Linked DNA regions of Homo sapiens: region 1 is linked to region 2. Evidence: read pairs that join two places in POLR2A ChIA-PET (ENCODE). Cell type or tissue: MCF 10A. All regions are shown on one strand. Links, peaks and the distances in the headings refer to the core of each region. The heading gives the core; the rest is flanking DNA.

Region 1 (10,660 bases), core at 782-8,781, 99 kb before region 2:
AACAAACAAACAAACAAACCAAAAACAGAGGATATAACAATGCCTGCCCCAGGGCTGTTAGGGTTAACACATACAGGGTTAACATGATAGTATCTATAAAGCACTTAGCACAGAGGCTGGCAATTAGTAGGTACTTCATAAGCAATATTGGCCATTGTTATGATCACCACACACATTTATTGAGTACCCTACTGCAGACTTTCACTTTCACATGAATCCCTACGGGAATGACTAGAAGGACTGAAACTTGCCTAGAGCTCCTGACCTGTGTGATCTCAGCAGGTGGGAGATCTGCAGGCCCCATCTACCTCTCCTGCATTGCAGCCAGTTCCCAGGAGACAAAAGGCCCCAGCCCTGGGCAGGAGAGTTTCTCTTCCAAGAGTGTAGTTCAGGTGGCGCGGTGGCTCATGCCTGTAATCCCAGCACTTTGGGAGGCTGAGGCTGGTGGATCACAAAGTCAGGAGTTCAAGACCAGGCTAGCCACGATGGTGAAACCCCGTCTCTACTAAAAATACAAAAATTAGTTGGGCGTGGTGGTGGGTGTCTGTAATCCCAGCTACTCGGGAGGCTGAGGCAGAGAATTGCTGAAACCCACGAGATGGAGGTTGCAGTGAGCCGAGATCACACCACTGCATTCCAGCCTGGGTGACACAGCGAGACTGTCAAAAAAAAAAAAAAAAAAAAGAAAAGAAAAAGAAAAAGAAAAGAAAGGAAAAGAAAAAAAGTGTAGTTCATTTGTTCAATTTTAAACACCTACTTGGTGCCAAATATGTGGAGGGAAGGGGAAGGAGATGGGGAGACCAAAATTCAACATTAAGAGAAAGTCCCTACTCTCAAGGAGACAAATATGTAAATCAAGTTGCCATGTAGAATGAAAGGTGTTGTAATAGAAGACTGTGCAGAGACACATAGGTATGCACAGGAGAGAGTGACTGACCAACTGCCCAGATGAGGTAGGAAAGCTGAGTATTTGGGAAGTGGCCAGGTGGAGGGAGGGCCAGGGCATTTAAATGTTGGGAGTTCAGCAAAGCTTGGTCCTGTGCCGGTACTCCTTCCTCCATGTTTACAGCTCTGGAATTCAGATCTCCAACTCAAACTTCTGAATTCCAAATCCAGAAAGCCAATTGCATCCCTGACATCCTCATCTGGATGTCTCAGAGGCTCCTCAAACTCAACATGTCCCCAGTAGAACCCAAACTGCAGGCATTAGCGGTGCTGCTCTGGGCCCAGCTCCCCTTTCATGGAACTTTTCCTCTCTCCGGCCTGCTCCAGCGCAGAAAGAGAACATGGGGCCCGCAGATTTGAAGGAGTCACTCACTTTGAGGCTTGCCCTTTGCCACCCTCATAATAGTCTGAGTCCTGCCCACAGGGTCATCAGGCACTCCCACAGTAGGCACCTTTGGTAGGGGCAGAGGGGATCAGAGCAAGGCTGATGTGACCAGTGATAGCCTTGTGTGAAAAGTCCCTAGAGAAATCCCAGAAATACTTGAAGGAGACTTTGCTGGGGCAAGAACAGGAACTTGGGATGATTAGCATTCACGTGGCTTTGTTTGAATCCACAGACCACTGAGGCTTGTGTGATGTTTGCATTATAATCATCTTTTTTTTTTTTTTCCTGCCTGTCCTGCTAACCAGAAAGTGAGCTGCTTGCCAGGTGCAGTGGGTCACATCTGCAATCCCAGCACTTTGGGAGGCCAAGGCAGGCAGATCACCTGAGGTCAGGAGTTTTTAGACCAGCCTGGCCAACATGGTGAAACCCCATATCTACTAAAAATACAAAAATTAGCCAGGTGTGGTTGTGGGCGCCAGTAATCCCAGCTACTCGGGAGGCTGAGGCAGGAGAATCGCTTGAACCCAAGAGGTGGAGGTTGCAGTGAACCGAGATTGCATCACTGCACTCCAGCCTGGGCGACAGAGCGAGACTTCATCTAAAATAATAATAATAATAATAATAAATAAAAAATAAAAATTACCCAGGCATGGTGGCGGGCACCTGTAATCCCAGCTATTTGGGAGGCTGAGGCAGGAGAATCGCTTGAACCTGGGAGGTGGAGGTTACAGTGAGCCAAGATCGCGTCATTGCACTCCAGCCTGGGCAACAAGAGTGAAACTCCATTTCAAAAATAAATAAATAGATAGGCTGGGCGCAGTGGCTCCCAATCCCAGCACTTTGGGAGGCTGAGGTGGGTGGATCAGCTGAGGTCAGGAGTTCGAGACGAGTCTGGCCAACATGGCAAAACCCCGTCTCTACTAAAACTACAAAAATTAGCCAGGTGTGGTGGCACCTGCCTTTAATCCCAGCTACACGGGATGCTGAGGCAGGAGAATTGCTTGAACCTGGGAGGTGGAGGTTGCAGTGAGCCGAGATCGCACCACTGCACTCCAGCCTGGGTTACAGAGAAAGACTGTCTCAAAATAAATAAATAAATAAACAAACAAACTCCCACTCTGCCCTTTGCCACTGACCTGCTCCTCCTCAGTGTCTGTATCTTAGGGAACAGCACCCCTAACTCACTGCACACCCTGGATATCTGAGACTTGTTCTGACTTCCCTCCTCTGCCTCATCACTCTACCCCCACCACATACAAACCATTCTTAAGTCCTTTGTTGCTTACCTCATAAATACTGAAAATCCCATCCACATTTCTCTGTCTCCCCTGCCTCTGCCTCCAGCTGAAGTGCCATAATGCCTCTCTTGAACTTCTGCCACCTCTGACCTGGTCCCCTACTTCCACTCCTTTTCCCCTTTTCTATTTTCAACCCAGAAGCCAGAATAGTATTTTTCCTATTGCCTTTAGGATAAAGACCTGAGTCCTGTTAACATGTTTGACCTGCCCCTACCTGTATGCCTTTCTTTTCTTTTTTTATAGAGATCGGGTCTCACTGTATTGCCCAGGCTGGAATGCAGTGGCGCCATCATAGCTCACTGCAGCCTCCAACTCCTGGCCTCAAATGATCCTCCTTCCTCAGCCTCCCAAGTAGCTGGGACTACAGGTGCTACTGTGCCCAGCTACACATGGCTTTCTTACCTCATCTCATGCCATTCTCCTCCCTGGTTCCTGTGCTTAGCAACCCTGGCCTTTTTCAGTTCCTCAAATAAGCCAGACTCCTGCTTCCTCTCGACCACACCCATTCTGGTTCCTTAGCTTAAAACTCCAATCACTGTCCCCCTTCCTCCAATCCAGTCCCTTGTCTTTTCTTTCTTTAGCTACTCCTCTTTTCTTTAGCTACTGTAATTCCTATATATTCTTCCGATATAGTCAATTGCCACTTCTTCAGGGAAGGTGTCCAGGCCCCCTAGTGCAGATTGGCTTAGCTCCCTTTGTTACATGCTTTCATGGCTCCTTCCTAAAACAGCACCTTTTAAATTTACCTCTTTGGGGCTGGATGTGGTGGCTCATTCCTGTAATCCCAGCATTTTGGGAGGCCAAGGTGGGTGGATTACTTGAGCTCAGGAGTTCGAGACCAGCCTGGGCAACATGGCGAAACCCTGTCTCTACCAAAAAAAAAAAAAAAAAAAAATTCACTGGGTGTAGTGATGTGAGCCTGTGGTCCCAGCTACTTGGGAGGCTAAGGTGGGAGGATTGCTTGAGCCCAGGAGGTGGAGGTTGCGGTGAGCCGAGCTCATGCCACTGTACTCCATCTTGGGTGACAGAGTGATACCCCATCTCAAAAAAAAAAAAAAAAAAACCACACAAAAATTTACCTCTTTGTGATTATTTGAGTAACCTCCATCTCTGCAACTCAAATGTAAGCTCTATGAGAGCAGGAACTTTGTTTCTGGTGTTTAAGGTTATGTCCCCAGCACAGTGCTGGTCTGGATTGGCTGATCAGTAAATATTTGTTGACTCAATGAATATCAATAGGAACAGCACATGCAAAGACAACAAAACTTTACAAAACTTGGTGTGGGTCCCTGGAATGGCAAGTTGCGGGATATGAGCTAGATTTGGATGAGTGGGGAGGGGCTCATGGAAGATGGCAGGAGATAAGGCCAAAAGGTAGTCTGAGCCGGGCGGGCTGGCTCACGCCTGTAATCCCAGCACTTTGGGAGGCGGAGGCGGGTGGATCACGAGGTCAGGAGATTGAGACCATCCTGGCTAACATGGTGAAACCCCGTCTCTACTAAAAATACAAAAAAAATTAGCCGGGCGCGGTGGCGGGCGCCTGTAGTCCCAGCTACTCAGGAGGCTGAGGCAGGAGAATGGCGTGAACCCGGGAGGCGGAGCTTGCAGTGAGCCAAGATCGCGCCACTGCACTCCAGCCTGGGTGACAGAGCGAGACTCCGTCTCAAAAAAAAAAAAAGGTAGTCTGAGTCTTGATGCTCAGATAAGGAGATAGAGTGCCAGTGGAGAACAGTGAGATAACGTGGTCAGACGCGGAAAGGAGGGAAGAACACCACAGCTCACAGGTTAGATTTAGCCTATCCATATGTTTTAAAATTGGGCCTATCTAGGCCGGGCGCAGTGGCTCACGCCTGTAATCCCAGCACTTTGGTAGGCCGAGGCGGGTAGATCACAAGGTCAGGACCGACCTGGCCAAGATGGTGAAACCCCGTCTCTACTAAAAATACAAAAATTAGCCGGACGTGGTGGCAGGCACCTGTAATCCCAGCTACTTGGGAGGCTGAGGCAGAGAATTGCTTGAACCTGGGAGGTGGAGGTTGCAGTGAGCCAAGATTGTGCCACTGCACTCCAGCCTGGGCAACACAGTGAGACTCCATCTCAAAAAATAAAATAAAATAAAATAAAATAAAATAAAATAAAATAAAATAAAATAAAATTAGGCCTACCTAACTTTAAAAAATTGAATTAGTTGCCAATACTTAAACATTAGGAGATTTCATATTTTTTAAAAAGTTCTGGATTTCTGGTTTTTCTTGAAACATCAGATGTTCTAGGGACGTACAGGAGTTCTGGGCTCATACTCCTCCAAGCAATAACTAGCTTCTGCCTTTAGATGGCACTACCTCTAACTCCCCAGGCGTTTATGCTACCAGCCTGCCTCTTTAAGCGTTTGATTGAGGTAGTGATCCTGTCCTAGATCATTCTGGTCGTGGAATGGGAGAGGAGACTGCAATGGCAGTCAGAGAAGCCCAGGGAGAGAAGGGAGTTCACCCTCAATTTGGAGATATGTAGACCCAAGGGACACTATATTTGGGCTCAGTCAGGCTCAGGCCTGGGGCTGGGGAGGGGGATAATATTCAGAACTTAGGGCCACCCTTTCACATTAGAAGCTTAGTTTGGGCTCAAAGAGAATATAAAAGCAAAGGAATCCACTGTGATGCTGGCTGATCTGAGAGCAACCTTTGGAATTTTAGCAAAATAAATGCCACCTTCTGGGCTCAGGCTCACCTCTGTCCTCTTCATGCCTCAGAGAGATAAAAGATGAGTAAAGCTGTGGACCTCACTGTAGAAGAAACTGGCAGTCTTGAGGGAAAGGAAGGCATTTAAAGAACTAAATAATAGGCTGGGTGCGGTGGCTTACACCTGTAATTGCAGCACTTTGGGAGGTCGAGGCGGGTGGATCACCTGAGGTCAGGAGTTCGAGACCAGCCTGACCAACATGGTGAAACCCCATCTCTACTAAAAATACAAAAATTAGCCGGGTGTAGTGGCAGGTGCCTGCAGTCCCAGCTACATGGGAGGCTGAGACAGGAGAATCGCTTGAACTTGGGACCTGGAGGTTGCAGTGAGCCGAGATCATGCCCACTGCACTCCAGCCTGGGCGACAGAGCGAGACTCCATCTCAAAAACAACAACAACAACAACAACAACTAAGTAATATATGCAAGATAATAGAATGGAGAAGCATTTATTCATTTAACAAATATATTTTGAACATGTACCATGTGCCAGACACTGTGCTCAGTCCTGGGGACATAGTCATGAAAAAGACAGATATTGCACCTGCCCTCATGGTGCTTATACTAGCTGGTGTGGGAAGTGGGAAGTAAGGGGATGATGGAATTAATTCTTTTTTTTTTTTTTTTTTGAAACACTCTCGCTCTGTTGCCCAGGCTGGAGTGCAGTGGTGTGATCTCAGCTCACTGCAACCTTAACTTCAGGTGATTATCATGCCTCAGCCACCCAAGTAGCTGGGATTACAGGCATGCGCCACCACGCCTGGCTAATTTTTGTATTTTTAGGAGAGACCAGGTTTTGCCATGTTGGCCAGGCTTGTCTTGAACTCCTGACCTCAAGTGATCCACCCACTTTGGCCACCCAAAGTGTTGGGATTACAGGCGTGAGTCACCATGCCCGGCAAATAATGGAATTAATTCTGAAGGAAGTTTAGATGGGGTGGGAATTCTGGAAGGCAAATGTTTGAGCAGGGCCTAGAAAGAAGAATACAATTTTACTAGGGACTGGGGTAAAGGATAGAAGGTCTATTTTGTCAGAGGAAAGAACAGAAAGAGGGGCACAAACTGGTGAGAATCTGTGAGATGCTTGAGAATAGCAAAGTTATCAGATTGGAGTGATTCTTGTAGGAGAGAAGGAAGCAATTGTTTAGACCCTGAGATGCCTTCTAACGTAAATACCATTGTGTTTTTTTTTCCTAGAAATTGAATTATTCACAATGGAACTGTTTCAAAAATCACTAAAATGAGAAAGCAGTCCAAAAGTGAAAACGCTGTTGTCTTAGTGTATAAAGTTTCACTTCCCGCACTTTGGGAGGCCAAGGCAGGCATATCACCTGAGGTCAGGAGTTCAGGACCAGCCTGAACAACATGGTGAAACCTCGTCTCTACTAAAAATACAAAAATTAGTAGGGCATGGTGGCGTGCACCTGTAATCCCAGCTACTGGGGAGGCTGGGGCAGGGGAATCAATTAAGCCCAGGATGCAGATGTTGCAGTGAGCCAAGATCGCACCACTGCACTCCAGCCTGGGTGACAGAGCGAGACTTTGTCTTAAAGAAAAAAGAAGTTTCACTGTAAAACAAGATGATCTTTTAGAAGTAACATAACACTGGAGAACTTACACATCAGAATGAGAGGTGCCTGAATTTCCCTTTGCAAATTCCCTTTAGAGCCTAAAGTTTATTCTTCAAAATATTGACACAGGTGACAAATTTTATTTATTTTTTATTTTTGAGACAAGGTCTCACTCTGTTGCCCAGGCTGAGTACAGTGGCACAATCATGGCTCACAGCCTCAAACTCCTGAGCTCAAGCGATCCTCCTGCTTCAGTCTTCCCAGTAGCTGGGACAACAGGCACGTACCATCATGCCCAGTTAATTTAAATTTGTTTCTTTTGTAGAGATGGGGTTTCACTGCCATGACCAGGCTGTTCTTTAACTCCTGGACTCAAGCGACCCTCTGCCTCAGCCTCCCAAAGTGCTGGGATTACAGATATAAGCCACCATGCCCAGCTGTGAATCTAGTTTTCTTCTGTAACTTTTTTCTTCATGCCATCTTGTCTAAGAGCTTGTGTAACTTTTGAAGTGATCCTGAAGTCAGTTCTAAAAGATAAGGCCCCAAAATACCTTTGAGCAATATGGCACTGTCAGAGCAAGGATAGACACACCCGCCCAAGGTGACTACTTCGAAGGCAGCATTTGCTCCATTCATGAGGCATGCATGCATTAATTCATTCAATGAATATTTATTACATACCTACCGAATAGATGCCAGCCATTGTACTGGATGTGGGGTAAGCGGTAAACAGGATAGACAGGGTTCCTGCTTTTGTGCTGCTTTCTACATAGGGGAGACAGATAAACACCAAGTAAACAGGGTAGAAATAAGTTCTAGAAAGATGATAAAATGGCCAGGTGTGGTGGCCCATGCCTGTAATCCCAGCACTTTGGGAGACTGAGGTGGGCAGATCACCCGAGGTCAGGAGTTTGAGACCAGCCTGGCCAACATGGTGAAACCCCGTCTCTATTAAAAATACAAAATGTAGCTGGGAGCGGTGGTGCACACCTAGTCTCAGAAAAAAAAAAAAAAAAAGATAAAACAAGATACTGTGATAGAGTGACTGAGAAGGGATGGGTTGCTACTTTAAGTAGGATGGTCCAGGAAGGTCTCTCTCGGGGGTTCCTGATCGGGGAGAAGAAGCCAGCCATGGCAAGTACTAGGGGAAGAGCTCTCTGGACAAACGGTGCAGCGAGTGCAGCTACCCTAAGACAGGTACTGGTGAAGTGAATTCTAAGAAAAAAAAGAAAGGCCGTATGGCTGGGGAAGACAGTGAGCACAAGCAGGTAGAAATGAGGTGGGTGAGGTAGGTAGGGTCACAATGCTGCATGGCCTTGTAGGCTGTGCTGAGCTTTCTCTAGCTGTTGTGTAGAAATTGGGAGAAAAACGAAACCATGAGGACCAATTAGGAGACTACTACACTAAATATGCAACAAATATTTACTTATTGAGCATTTACTATGTGCCAGAACTATGCTAGAGGCTAAGGATATAATGGTGAATAAGATGTGGGTTCCTATCCTCAGGATACTGATGATTGCGGGGGGCAACACAGATAAATACACTGGCAGTTGCAGAGCAGAGTGGGTAAAATAATAAGAATAAGATTAAGTACAAGGTGTTATAGGAGTACAGAGGAGGGTCACCTAACCCAGTCTCAGGTTAAGGAATGCTTCCTGGAGGAGGTGTCATCTAGGCTGAACTTAAAGGACCTCAGGAGTTAGCCAGGTAAAGGGCTGGAGAAGCGCATCCCAGACACATGAGAGGTTGTAGAGCGAAGAGAGAACTTGGTTGTTTGAGGACCTACCTGTAGTTCAGAGGACCTACCTATCTTAGGGGTTTATATCCTGTTAAAAAAGAGATTGGTCTAAGTTTATTTTATTCTTTTTTTTTTTTTTTTTTTTTTTGAGACAGAGTTTCGCTCTTGTCACCCAGGGTGGAGTGCAGTGGTGTGATCTCGGCTCCTTGCAACCTCCTCCGCCTCCTGGGTTCAAGTGATTCTCCTGCCTCAGTCTCCCAAATAGCTGGGATTACAGGCACCCACCACCACGCCCAGCTAATTTTTGTATTTTTAGTAGAGACAGGGTTTTGCCATGTTGGCCAGGCTGGTCTCAAACTCCTGATCTCAGGTGATCTGCCTGCCTCAGCCTCCCAAAGTGCTGGGATTACAGGCGTGAGCCACTGCACCTGGCCATCTACCGTGCTTGGCCTATTTTATTCTTATAAGCCTCTTAAGTTTGCATAGGAAAGGCATTCAAAGGTTTTTCAGCAGTGGAATGACATGGTTCATGGTTGGGCCTGCCCAACTCTCACCTGCCTTTCTCCCTACTCTCAAGTCAGTCTTAACAATCAACTGCTGAGCTGAAACTTTGAATCTGATATTATACTCAGTGTTGATAAAGAAGAGAGCATATTGGTCCTACTGAGTAGCTAGGACTACAGGTGTGCACCACCATGTCCGGCTAATTTTTGTATTTTTAGTAGAGACAGGGTTTCACCATGTTGGCCAAACTGGTCTCGAACTCCTGACCTCAAATGATCCACCTGCCTTGGCCTTCCAGAGTGCTGGGATTTCCGGTGTGAGCTACCATGCCCACTTCCTACCTAGGTGAAAAGGAACAAAGGAGGGAAAAATCAAGATGTTTTTAGTCTCTGAGTATCGGAAAAGGACTACCCGAAAAACTGCCTGAGACCACTTACATCCTATCATCAGTGAGGCCACAGCCCAGAGGTAGAGTGTAGTAAAGAGACTTGAGGCCTACTTTAAGTTTTTTTTTTTTTTTTTGAGATGGAGTCTCGCTCTGTCACCCAGGCTGGAGTGCAATGGCACAATCTCGGCTCACTGCTAGCTCTGCCTCCTGGGTTCATGCCATTCTCCTGCCTCAGCCTCTCAATTAGCTAGGACTACAGGCGCCTGCCACCATGCCCAGCTAATTTTTGTATTTTTAGTAGAGACGGGGTTTCACCGTGTTAGCCAGGATGGTCTCCATCTCCTGATCTTGTGATCTGCCCGCCTCAGCCTCCCAAAGTGCTGGGATTACAGGCGTGAGCCACTGCGCCCGGCCTACATTTTTTAAATGAACTTTTGGAAAATCTAATTTTTCAAAGCTTGGGACCAGTCAGTTGATTGTGTGATCCAATAAGCTGACTCACTAGGCTTGTCCCTAAGCTCTGGGGAGGATGTGTATAAAATGGATACCTTATCAGCATGGTTGGTCTGCATTTCTTGGGACAGCAGTTCACTACCTGTGCCAAGCTCACTAGGGCACTTATGACTCTAAAATACCTTTTTTCTTTTTTTTGAGATGGGGTCTCACTCTGTCCCCGAGGCTGGAGTGCAGTGGTGCGATCTTGGCTCATGGCAACCTTGACCTCCTGGGCTCAAGTGATCCTCCCAGCTCAGCCCCTCTGAACAGCTACAACTATAAGCACCCACCACCATGCCCAGCTAATTTATGTATTTTTTGTAGAGACCAGGTTTTGCCAGGTTGCCCAGGCTGGTCTCAAACTCCTGGGCTCAAGCGATCCTCCCACCTCAGACTCTTGAAGTGCTGGGATTATAGGTGTGAGCCACTGCACCCATCTTGAGATACTTCTTTTGACAGGACAGGCTGATCCTACTTCTGTTCACATTGCATTTACTTACTGGGAACTTAGAATCGCAGGAATAAGAAATAATGATAGCCAACATCTATATGTGTTTGGTTATTTAATTCTCACAACAGTCCTGTGATGCTGGTA
Region 2 (10,635 bases), core at 1-8,000:
GACAGCTCTTTTTTTACATGATAAAGTTTGCCATTCTTGTATTTTCAGAAAAAGAAGGGGAGCGTTCAATTCCAAACAGCTGCTTTATTTGGAGAAATACCGACCTAAGATGCGATTACGCTTCAGAGATACCAATGGGCATTGCTGTGTTCAGTAGAAGGAAATGTAAACGAAGGCTGACTTGATTGTGCCATTTAGAGGGAACTCTTGGTACCTGGAAATGTGAATCTGGAATATTACCTGTGTCATCAAAGTAGTGATGGATTCAGTACTCCTCAACCACTCTCCTAATGATTGGAACAAAAGCAAACAAAAAAGAAATCTCTCTATAAAATGAATAAAATGTTTAAGAAAAGAGAAAGAGAAAAGGAATTAATTCAGTGAAGGATGATTTTGCTCCTAGTTTTGGAGTTTGAATTTCTGCCAGGATTGAATTATTTTGAAATCTCCTGTCTTTTTAAACTTTTTCAAAATAGGTCTCTAAGGAAAACCAGCAGAACATTAGCCTGTGCAAAACCATCTGTTTGGGGAGCACACTCTTCCATTATGCTTGGCACATAGATCTCCCTGTGGTGGGATTTTTTTTTTCCCTTTTTTTGTGGGGGAGGGTTGGTGGTATATTTTTCCCCTCTTTTTTCCTTCCTCTCCTACATCTCCCTTTTCCCCCGATCCAAGTTGTAGATGGAATAGAAGCCCTTGTTGCTGTAGATGTGCGTGCAGTCTGGCAGCCTTAAGCCCACCTGGGCACTTTTAGATAAAAAAAAAAAAAAAACAAAAAACAACACCAAAAAAACAGCAGTGATATATATATATATATATATATATATATATATATATATATATATATATATATATATATATATATATAATATAATATATATATATATATATATATTTTCCAGGTGGTTTTTAGTCTTTACTGATGAAAGGGTGTTCATGTTAGTTTCTTCAAAACCCTATCTAATACTAGGCAAAGTAGCCAAGAGCCTTTTGTTTTGTTTTTATTTTGATAAATTAGTGGAGAAATGGCATTTTAAGAGGAGTCTCTTCTCAACTTACCTGAGAGTCGAATTCTTCTCTTCCCTAACCAATGAAGCTAAGTGGTTATCCCAGAAACTTGTCTTCTAAAAGGGAGGACTCCAGGCCATCAATAAAGATGTCCAGGCAGTGAGCGTACTTTTTACACCCTGTAGAATTGTGGGCTGTAGCGTTACTCTGATTTTCTGTCTAGTATCAGAGAATGCTGGTAGCTTAAAATTTTTATTTTAGGACTTGTACTCTGAATTTTCAGGAACCGTCAAAGGAGCAGCAGCAAATTCACATATTTTCGACTTGAGAAATGCTTGTGGTATGTGTTTTCCAAACTGCCCCCTATATGTAAAGTTCAGTTTAACCACTGATTGCCTTGTTATTACTAGGTTTTTTGAGATTAAAAAAAAAAAATCCCTGGTTTAAAACCAACAATGATGCCTAGTGAGTATGTGTCCACAGGCCATAACAGGGTAGAAGAGAGACATCGTGCAACCCAATGAGTAGTGAAGGGACTGTGTTGCTTGTGAAGCGGTGTAGTAGCATTTTTGCAGATTCTTGGCTGGGTTTAGTGTACTGATCTAGAAAAGCTGTTTTTCTGCTCCTTTGTGGAAGGCAGTTATGATCAGGCTGCATGGACAAAGCAGGTAGAGGGGCACCATCAGGGGCTCTTGCACTATTTTCACCTCTAAATATTACGTACTCAGTAGTGCCCTGCTTCTAGGGCTCTGAATACGGGCTTAAAGTCATCTTGTCCTGCTGGAATTTGCTGTGCAGAGCCATAAGCCTCCCATTTTGTTAGCGTCAGCTAGGCCAATAGGAACAGACCGGGACCTTGTCTCACACTGATGATACCTCACATGTTGACCGGCTATGTGAACTGCCTATTTCCTATGCTGGAGTTTTGATTTTTAACTAAACGCAAATCTGTAGATTCTCTCCTCTCCCATCCCAGAAAACAAAACAAAATAATGCTTTTCGAAATTGTTTCTAGGACTTTAAAACATAATGGTATATCCAAAATTCTTTATTTCAGAATGCAACAATAGATTCCATTAATATAGACTCAAGATCAAAACAGCATACCTGCTAAGCTAAGATAGATGGTGTTGATTCCACTGGGTTTTGATCAATACAATAACAAACCTTTTTCCTTTGACATACTCTGAATTTTGTTGTTTGGGGGGAGGGGGTGTGTGTGTGTGTGTGTGTGTGTGTGTGTGTATGTGTGTGTGTGTGTGTGCACGCGCAGTGTCCATCAGTATCAGTGCCTGCCTGAGTTAGGAAAATTACATTCCTGGTTCTGTATTGAGGAGAAGGATGTATAAAGCAACATGAAACATTAGCCCTCCTTTTATTTTAAAGACTAATGTTAATTGTTCTTAAAACTGGATTTTTTTTCCTTAAAGCAATTTTTTTCTTTTCGATTTAATGAAGTATTGCTAGCTGAAGCCAGTTTGACATAGAGAGATGTCAGATTGATTTGAAAGGTGTGCAGCCTGATTTAAAACCAAACCCTGAACCCTTTTAAAGAACAATAAAACATATTTTACACGCTCTTTGTGCATTTTTTTCCTCCATCCTCAAGAGTTTATGTCTGTGCTTATAAAGCGGAGTTTAAGCTGGGTGCAGTGGCTCATGCCTATAATCCCAGCACTTCGGAAGGCCAAGGCAGGCGGATCACTTGAGCCCCAGGAGTTCAAGACCAGCCTGGGTAATGTGTTGAGTCCATCTCTACAAAAAAAAAATGTTTAATAATTAGCTGGGCATGGTGGTGTGTGCTTGCAGTCTCAGCTACTTGGGAGGCTGAGGTGAGAGGAACACTTGAGCCCAAGAGGTTGAGGCTGTAGTGAGCTGTGATCATGCCACTATACTCCAGCCTTGGTGACAGACACCCTGTCCCAAAACAACAACAACAAAACCAAAATTTCACTTACATCTGTTCCCCTTTCTTTGCCTGCTATTTTCAAGGACTGTTTTGGGTCCTGCTAGTTTACTGCAAGGAGGTAAAATAGAGGCTTGGAAATTCAAAGATTTTATGTCACTGAGGTGTTCAGGAAGAGCCAACTTAACCATAGCTGGGATACATCTAGTACATTTTCTGGTTCAGTTCTTGTATACAACCCTGTAGGAATTCAGCATCTTGTCAAAGGCTTGGTTTATACCATAGATTATTATTTTTTAGAGACAGAGTCGTGTAGTGCTTCCCAGGCTGGAGTGCAGTGGCTATTCACAGAGTCAATAATCGCATATACTATGGCCATTCTGAGTAGTCTCTCACTGCACCCAGCTTATTTATACCATAGGTTTTGGTGAAGCATTGCAACTTTGTACTTGAATTCGTATTAAAGAACAATGAGGAAGTAACAGCTCTGTATTAATATATCAGGATTTGGGAGTGTGGAATTTCCCTTTCACTATGGGTAAGCATCCATCCACCCAGGTAACAACATGCTCAGATACTAGGAAAAGATACGACACTCATTTCACTTTGGAGTACCTCAGTCTGGAGGGGGTGTCAGATATGTAGACATAAAACAGTTACAGTGGGTGGTTATAGTACTATTTATAGATCATTGATCCACAGCCTGGGCAACATGGCCAAACCCCAACTTGACAAAAAATACAAAAAGTAACTGGGTGTCGTGGCGCACTACCATCTGGACTACAGTCCCAGCTACTCGGGAGGCTGAAGTGAGAGGATTGCTTGAACATGGGAGGCTGAGGTTGCAGTGACCTGATACTGTGCCACTGCACTTCATCCTGGGTGACAGCGAGACGAGTCTCAGAATTCATTGATCCTGCCACTTCTCTTCACCTCTTTTCACTTCTTCATGTCCTTCATTACCTAGCTTAGGTTCTGTGATGCACTGTGACAATCAGCTTTTCAGCCTTGCCCCATCTCTTGTTGCATTGTACTTCCCTGGCTAAAATCCATTTTTGGTTAAGTTCAGTACTCCACTTTCTGTGCACTTAAGTACTTACACAACTGAACATGCTGATTCAGTCTCTCTAAGGTCATGACCTCCCCGGGCCAGGTGGTACGCGCCTATTAAGTCTCAGTTACTCAGGAGGCTGAGGCAAGAGAATCACTTGAGCCCAGGAGTTTTGAGGCTACATTGTGAAATGATTGTGCCCGTGAACAGCCACTGCACTCCATCCTGGGCAACATAGTGAGACCCTGTCTTGAAAACTAAAGCTATGACCTCACATGAGCCTCAAAACCTCTCAATCCTAGTACATTTCTCTATCCCATTTACACTTTCTCTTAAATTTTTAACACCTTTGCCATCCTCTCAGCTTATGACTTTTTAAAACTTAGAAATAAAATTTTCACAAGCTCCTCCCATCACATCTACTCACCCACCTGCATCTGTGCTACTGTCTTTTAGTTACTATAGGCAGACTGTCCTTGCCCAATTTTTTTTTTTTTTTTTTTGAGACTGAGTCTTGCTCTGTCACCCAGGCTGGAGTACAGTGGCGCAATCTCAGCTCACTGCAACTTCCGCCTCCCGGGAGCAAGCGATTCTCCTGCCTCAGCATCCTGAGTAGCAGGGATTACAGGCACATGCCACCAAGCCCAGCTAAATTTTGTATTTTTAGTAGAGACGGGGTTTCACCATATTGGTCAGGCTGGTCTCAAACTCCTGACCTCATGATCTGCCTACCTTGGCCTCCCAAAGTGCTGGGATTACAGGCATGAGCCACTGCCCGGCCTGTCCTTGCCCTATTTAAGGCAAGCTCTTCCACTTGTGTGCTAAATTCCATCCCTTAACCTGTTCAAAGGGCCCAGAGGTGTAGCCATTTTCCTTCTCTGTCCTGCTCATTAACTTTTCCCCCTACTAGATCATTCCCATGAGCTTATAAACATGCTAGTATTCCATATTTTAAAAAAATCCTTGTTTGACCCCGCATCTGCCCCTTCAGCTGTCATCCCGCTTCTTTGCTCTTCTCTAGTACAAGTTGAGAATTATCTATCTATGCTCTCTACTTCTCTCCTTTGAGCTTGCACCAATGAGGATTTTGACTCCACAGAACAGCCCGTGTTAAAGATCGCCAGAGGCTGGGTGCAGTGGCTCATGCCTGCACTTTGGGAGGCCAAGGCAGACAGATCACATGAGGCCAGGAGTTCAAGACCAGCCTCCCAACATGGTGAAACCCCGTCTCTACTGAAAATACAAAATTAGCTGGATGTGGTGGCACACGCCTGTAATCCCAGCTACTCTGGGTGGCTGAGGCACGAGAATCGCTTGAACCTGGGAGGCAGAGGTTGCAGTGAGCCAAAATTATGCTTCTGTGCTCCTACCTGGTCAACAGAGTAAGACTGTCTAAAAAAAAAAAAAAAAAAAAAAAAAAAAGGATCACCCCGATCGATGGTCAATTCTCATAACTTTTTTTTGAGGGTCTTGTTTTGTCACCCAGGCTGGAGTGTAGTGGCATGATCATAGCTCACCGTAACCTTGAACTCGGGCTCAAACGATCCTACCTCAGCCTCCTGAGTAGCTAGGACTACACGTGCATGTCACTGTGCCCAGCTAATTAAAATTTTTTGGTTGGGTGTGGTGGCTCACATCTGTAATCCCAGCACTTCGGGAGGCCGAGGCGGGCGGATCACCTGAGGCCAGGGGTTCGAGACCAGCCTGGCCAACATGGCGAAACCCCGTCTCTTCTAAAAATACAAAATTAGCCAGGCAGGGTGATGCATGCCTGTAGTCCCAGCTACTCGGGAGGCTGAGGCAGGAGAATCGTGCCATTGCACTCCAGCCTGGGTGACGAGCGAAACTCTGTCTCAAAAAAAAAAATTTTTTTTTTTTTTTTTTTTTGGAGAGACATAGTCTTCATAGCCTTTATTTATTTATTTATTTAGGACATGGAGTCTTGCTCTGTGGCCCAGGCTGGAGTGCAGTGGCGCGATCTCGGCTCACTGCAATCTCTACCTCCTGGGTTTAAGCAATTCTCCTGCCTCAGCCTCCCAAGTAGCTGGGACTACAGGCACGTGCCACCACGCCCAGCTAATTTTTGTATTTTTAGTAGAGATGGAGTTTCACCATGTTGGCCAGGCTGGTCTTGAACTCCTGACCTCAAGTGATCCCTCCACTTCGGCCTCCCAAAGTGCTGGGATTACAGGCGTGAGCTACCGTGCCTGGCCAAAACATAGTCTTTTTATGTTGCCCAGGCTGGTCTTGAGCTCCTGGTCTCAAATGATCCCCCTGCCTCCGCTTCCCAGAGCGCTGAGATGATGAGCATGAGCCACTGTGCCCACCTTCATAACTTCTTTGACATGTCAGCATATGGTACAGTTGACCACTTCCTCTTTGAAATGCTTCATTTGCATGTAGGAAAATAATGCCCTTCTCCCCTAACCCCCCCTCAAATGTCCAGGTTCTAAATCCCTGGAACCTGTGAATGTTATCCTACATGTCAAAGGGACTTTGTGGGTGTGATTAAGTTCGGAATTTTGAGATGGGAAGAATATCTTGGATTATCTTGGTAGGCCTGATCTAATAGCATGGATCCGAAAAGCAGAGAACCTTTCCTAGCTGAGGTCAGAGGGAGATGTGTCTAGGATAGAAGGATCAGAGATTTATTTGAAGGTGGAGGGAAGGGGCCAGGAGCCAAGGAGTGACGGCAGCCTCGAACCTGGAGAAGGCAAGGAAACAGATTCGCCCAACAGCCTCCAAGAAGGAACTTAGCCTGCTAACACCTTGATTTTGGTTGCATGTAGGATTTCTACAGAACTGTAGGGTAAATCTGTGTTGTTTTCAGCCACAATGTTTGAGATAATTTATTATAGCACCAATAGAAAACGAATACAGGTTTTTGCCTCTAGAACACTACACTCCTGAGTTTTCACCTAGTTTAGTTGCCACACCTCAGTTTCGGTTTCTGGTTCCTCATTAGCTTCTACACTTCTGTTCTATCTCCCTGGACTCTATTCTCTGGATTCTAGACCCATATCCAATACCTCCCTCTCATCTCTCACTGATGTGTCATAGTGGAAACTTAACTTTAATTCTTGCTCAAATGTTAGCTTGAGTGAAGCTTTCCATGGCCACCCTATTTGTCCCACTAAGCTTTAGTGTCCTCTGTAATACTTACCACCATCTCACAAGCTTCTTTTTTTTTTTTTTTTTTTTTTTTTTAAAGTTTCACTCTTGTTGCCCAGGCTGGAGTGTGATGGTGCCATCTTGGCTTACTGCAAACTCCGCCTCCTGGGTTCAAGCAATTCTCATGCCTCAGCCTCCCAAGTAGCTGGGATTACAGGCATGTGCCACCACGTCCAGCTAATTTTGTATTTTTAGTAGAGACAGGGTTTCTCCATGTTGATCAGGCCGGTCTCAAACTCCCAACCTCAGGTGATACGCCTGCCTCGGCCTCCCAAAGTGCTGGGATTGCAGACAGGTGTGAGCCACTGCACCCGGCCTCGACCTTTTAATTATTTGTTTCCCCCACCAAAATATAAGCTCAACAAAGGCATAGCTGTTTTTTGTTTTGTGTTTCGTTCACCGTATCTTCAGCACCTCAAATAGTGCTTGGCATGCAGCAGGTGCTCAGTGGATACTGAATGAATGGGTATGGATAGAGACATAGACGAATTATGGTACTGTGATACTAGGGGGTAACTAAAACTGCCCTGGAGCACATCAGGAGATGCTGCAGTGGGCATGTTTGAGCTGGATTTTGAAGGATGAGATAGAAAAGGTTGATACACAATGAGATAGCATGTTCCATCCATCAGAATGGCTATCATAAAAAAGATGGACCATAACAAGTCTTGGGAAGGGTATGAAGAAGTTGGAACCTTTATACATTGCTGGTAATAATATAAAGCGATGGTGCAGTCACTTTTGAAAAACAGTTTGGCAGTTTCTCAAAAAGTTAAACACTTGCCATATGACCCAGCAATTCCAATATGTACAATTTTCAATTCTACATATATACAAGGGAAATGAAGACATTACGGTTACATGGGCTAGGGCGGGGACAGGGTTTCTTTCTGTGGTGATAAAAGTGTTCTGGGATTAGACAGTGGTGATGGTTGCATAACAGTGTGACTGCATTAAATGCTGCTAAGTTGTACACTTACAAAAAAAGGTTGATGTGGGGACAGTACATTTCAGGTTGAGGAAATAATACAAGGCAGTGGAAGTATGAAAGAGCATGGTATTTTTGGGAGAAGGGGCAAGATTTGGTCTCTCTGGAGGGTTTGGATTTGTGCTAGGCAGGTTTGGTTGTCATCAGAGTAGAAGAGGTACTAGACACCCCTTCCTTGTACCTCCCCGTCTACCCCCGAGGCCATAGATGATTGGATCAGGGATAGACAGTTGACTCAACTGCTGACATTGGCCAGCAGATTCTCGTTTTTTTTTTTTTTTGAGATGTAGTGTTGCTCTGCTGCCCAGGTGGGAGTGCAGTGGTGTGATCTCTGCTCACTGCAACCTCTGCCTCCCGGGTTCAAGCGATTCTCCTGCCTCAGCCTCCCAAGTAGCTGGGACTACAGGTGTATGCCACGAGGCCTGGCTAATTTTTGTATTTTTAGTAGAGATGAAGTTTCACCATGTTAGCCAGGCTGGTCTCGAACTCCTGACCTCAAGTGATCCACCTGCCTCAGCCTCCTAGAGTACTGAGATTACAGGCGTGAGCCACCGTGCCCAGCCCAGATTCTCAATTTCAACTGAGGTAGACTCTTGGATGTGAGGGGCCAGTAGGGCCATGTGTATGTTGGGTCATATGTGAGACGAGTAGACATAGGACAGAGGAAGGAGGACGGAGAAGCAGCCCAGGGGAGCAGAGAGAAGAGACTGTGGCCTGGGATTAGGGGAGCAATGCCCCTGAATTCAGAGTTCTTTTTCATAAAGCCCAGCTGCACGTCGTCCCCTGAAGTCCTTTCGATGGTTTCTGTCCCTTCCCTCGCCCCTTGTTTAAAATAGCTTGAGTCAGTTTCTTAATAACCAAGAGAGCCTTGACTAGAAGGGATTATACAAATAGCATGTTAAATGCTGTGACTGAAGCTCCTATAGGTAGAGTGGTGATTTATGCTACATCCTATACACTATTCTAGGCACTGAGGATATAGTGGGAAACAAGAAACACGCTCTGCCCTGGTAGGGCTTACATTCTACTGGAGAAGACAGAGAATAAACAGGTACACAAATTAGTAATCTATTTTCAGATAGTGATTGCTTGAGCTCAGGAGTTTGAGACCAGCCTGGCTAACATGGTGAAACCCCATCTCTACAGAAAATACAAAAATTAGCCAGGCATGGTGGTGCATACCTGTAGTCCCAACTACTTGGGAGGCTGAGGTGGGAGGATTGCCTGAGCCCAGGAGGCAGAGGTGGCAGAAAGAAAGAAATTTGAAACTTTATTGATCATTTCTCAATCTGGAGAAGACATCAGATTCAACTATGTGGTTTATTAAAAATGTCCACGTCCAGGTACCACCCAGATCATTCTGAATCAGTCTCTAGTTGTGAATCCGCTTTGGGCGGTGGGGAGCCATGAAGGTTGGTAAGCACAGCAGCTACGTGGTCAGATCTATTCTCAGAAAGTTATTCAAGGAGCTCCTTAAATCAGAGACCGTACCTGTTATGTAAACCCAGTTCCTGATTTGTACTATGCATGCAACAAATATCAGCTGAAGGAATGAGAATGAATTGGAGAGACTAGAAGCTGAGAGACATTTATGGATGGTGGGTGGATGATAGTTGCAGCAGTTCAGGACAGAAGTGTTGGGGCCTTAACTAAGGGAGCAGCGGATGGATGGGGTAGAAGATTCTTTCCTTTTAGCCACCAGATCCCAGATCTACATGAAAAGGTATCCAGCATATCTACATGCTAATTTCTTTCTTTGTTTCTTTTTTCTTTTTTTGAGACGGAGTCTCGCTCTGTTGCTCAGGCTGGATGCAGTGGCACGATCTCAGCTCACTGCAAGCTCTGCCTCCCGGGTTCACGCCATTCTCCTGCCTCAGCCTCCCGAGTAGCTGAGACTACAGGCGCCCGCCACCACACCCGGCTAAGTTTTTGTATTTTCAGTAGAGACGGGGTTTCACCATGTTAGCCAGGGTGGTCTCGATCTCCTGACCTCGTGATCTGCCTGCCTCGGCCTCCCAAAGTGCTGAGATTACAGGAGTGAGCCATCGCACCTGGCCTACATGCTAATTTCAAAGGATTAATTTACAGGGATATCTGGCCATGGGAAAGATTTGTAAAACCGCCCCTACCTCTTATTTTCTCCACAGATCACACTTGCACATGAAAGTAAATAGAATCCTCTTCACTACTTGCAACCCTGCTAACCACCCCAAACAGGTTAACAGAAGTGTGATATTAGCCATGTTACTTCTGTTTCCTTTGCTGTTTTGGGGTCTGGCAGTCAGGAAGATAGAGAAATAAAATGATAATACTGGCCATCATCTGTTGAGTACTACTGTGCTCAGAATTTCATGTGCATGATCTAATTTAATCTTCATAGGCTACTACATAGGCTTCATCATTGCTAATCCCATTTTATAAATGAGAAAATCAGGAGGTGAAGTAATAGCAAGTTGGTGGCAGGGGCAGTATTAGAATCTGGGCCTGGGCCGGGCGTGGTGGCTCACGCCT

The links. Peaks named below come from ENCODE experiments on the same cell type or tissue, not always from the same donor. Only the 100,000 strongest peaks of a DNase experiment are listed, where the experiment ranks them.
Region 1: POLR2A ChIA-PET joins it to region 2 with 5 read pairs; 7 of 35 experiments call an interaction of 5 or more read pairs at or near these places.

What each region holds. Positions count from the first base shown.
Region 1 is chr1:31,998,066-32,008,725 of GRCh38, reverse strand. No RefSeq gene overlaps it. Among named protein-coding and RNA genes, the nearest start is that of KHDRBS1, 10 kb to the left of the region's middle. RefSeq lists an enhancer at 1-508. In MCF 10A, for the core only: a CTCF peak has its summit at 4,979 (motif pointing right); a DNase peak (open chromatin) is centred at 4,965.
Region 2 is chr1:31,898,374-31,909,008 of GRCh38, reverse strand. PTP4A2 (protein tyrosine phosphatase 4A2) reads left to right here. Exons shown (of 6, transcript NM_080391.4): 6 at 49-2,588. The coding sequence ends at 157. Among named protein-coding and RNA genes, the nearest start is that of PTP4A2, 35 kb to the left of the region's middle. In MCF 10A, for the core only: no CTCF peak of the experiment used is centred there; a DNase peak (open chromatin) is centred at 4,058.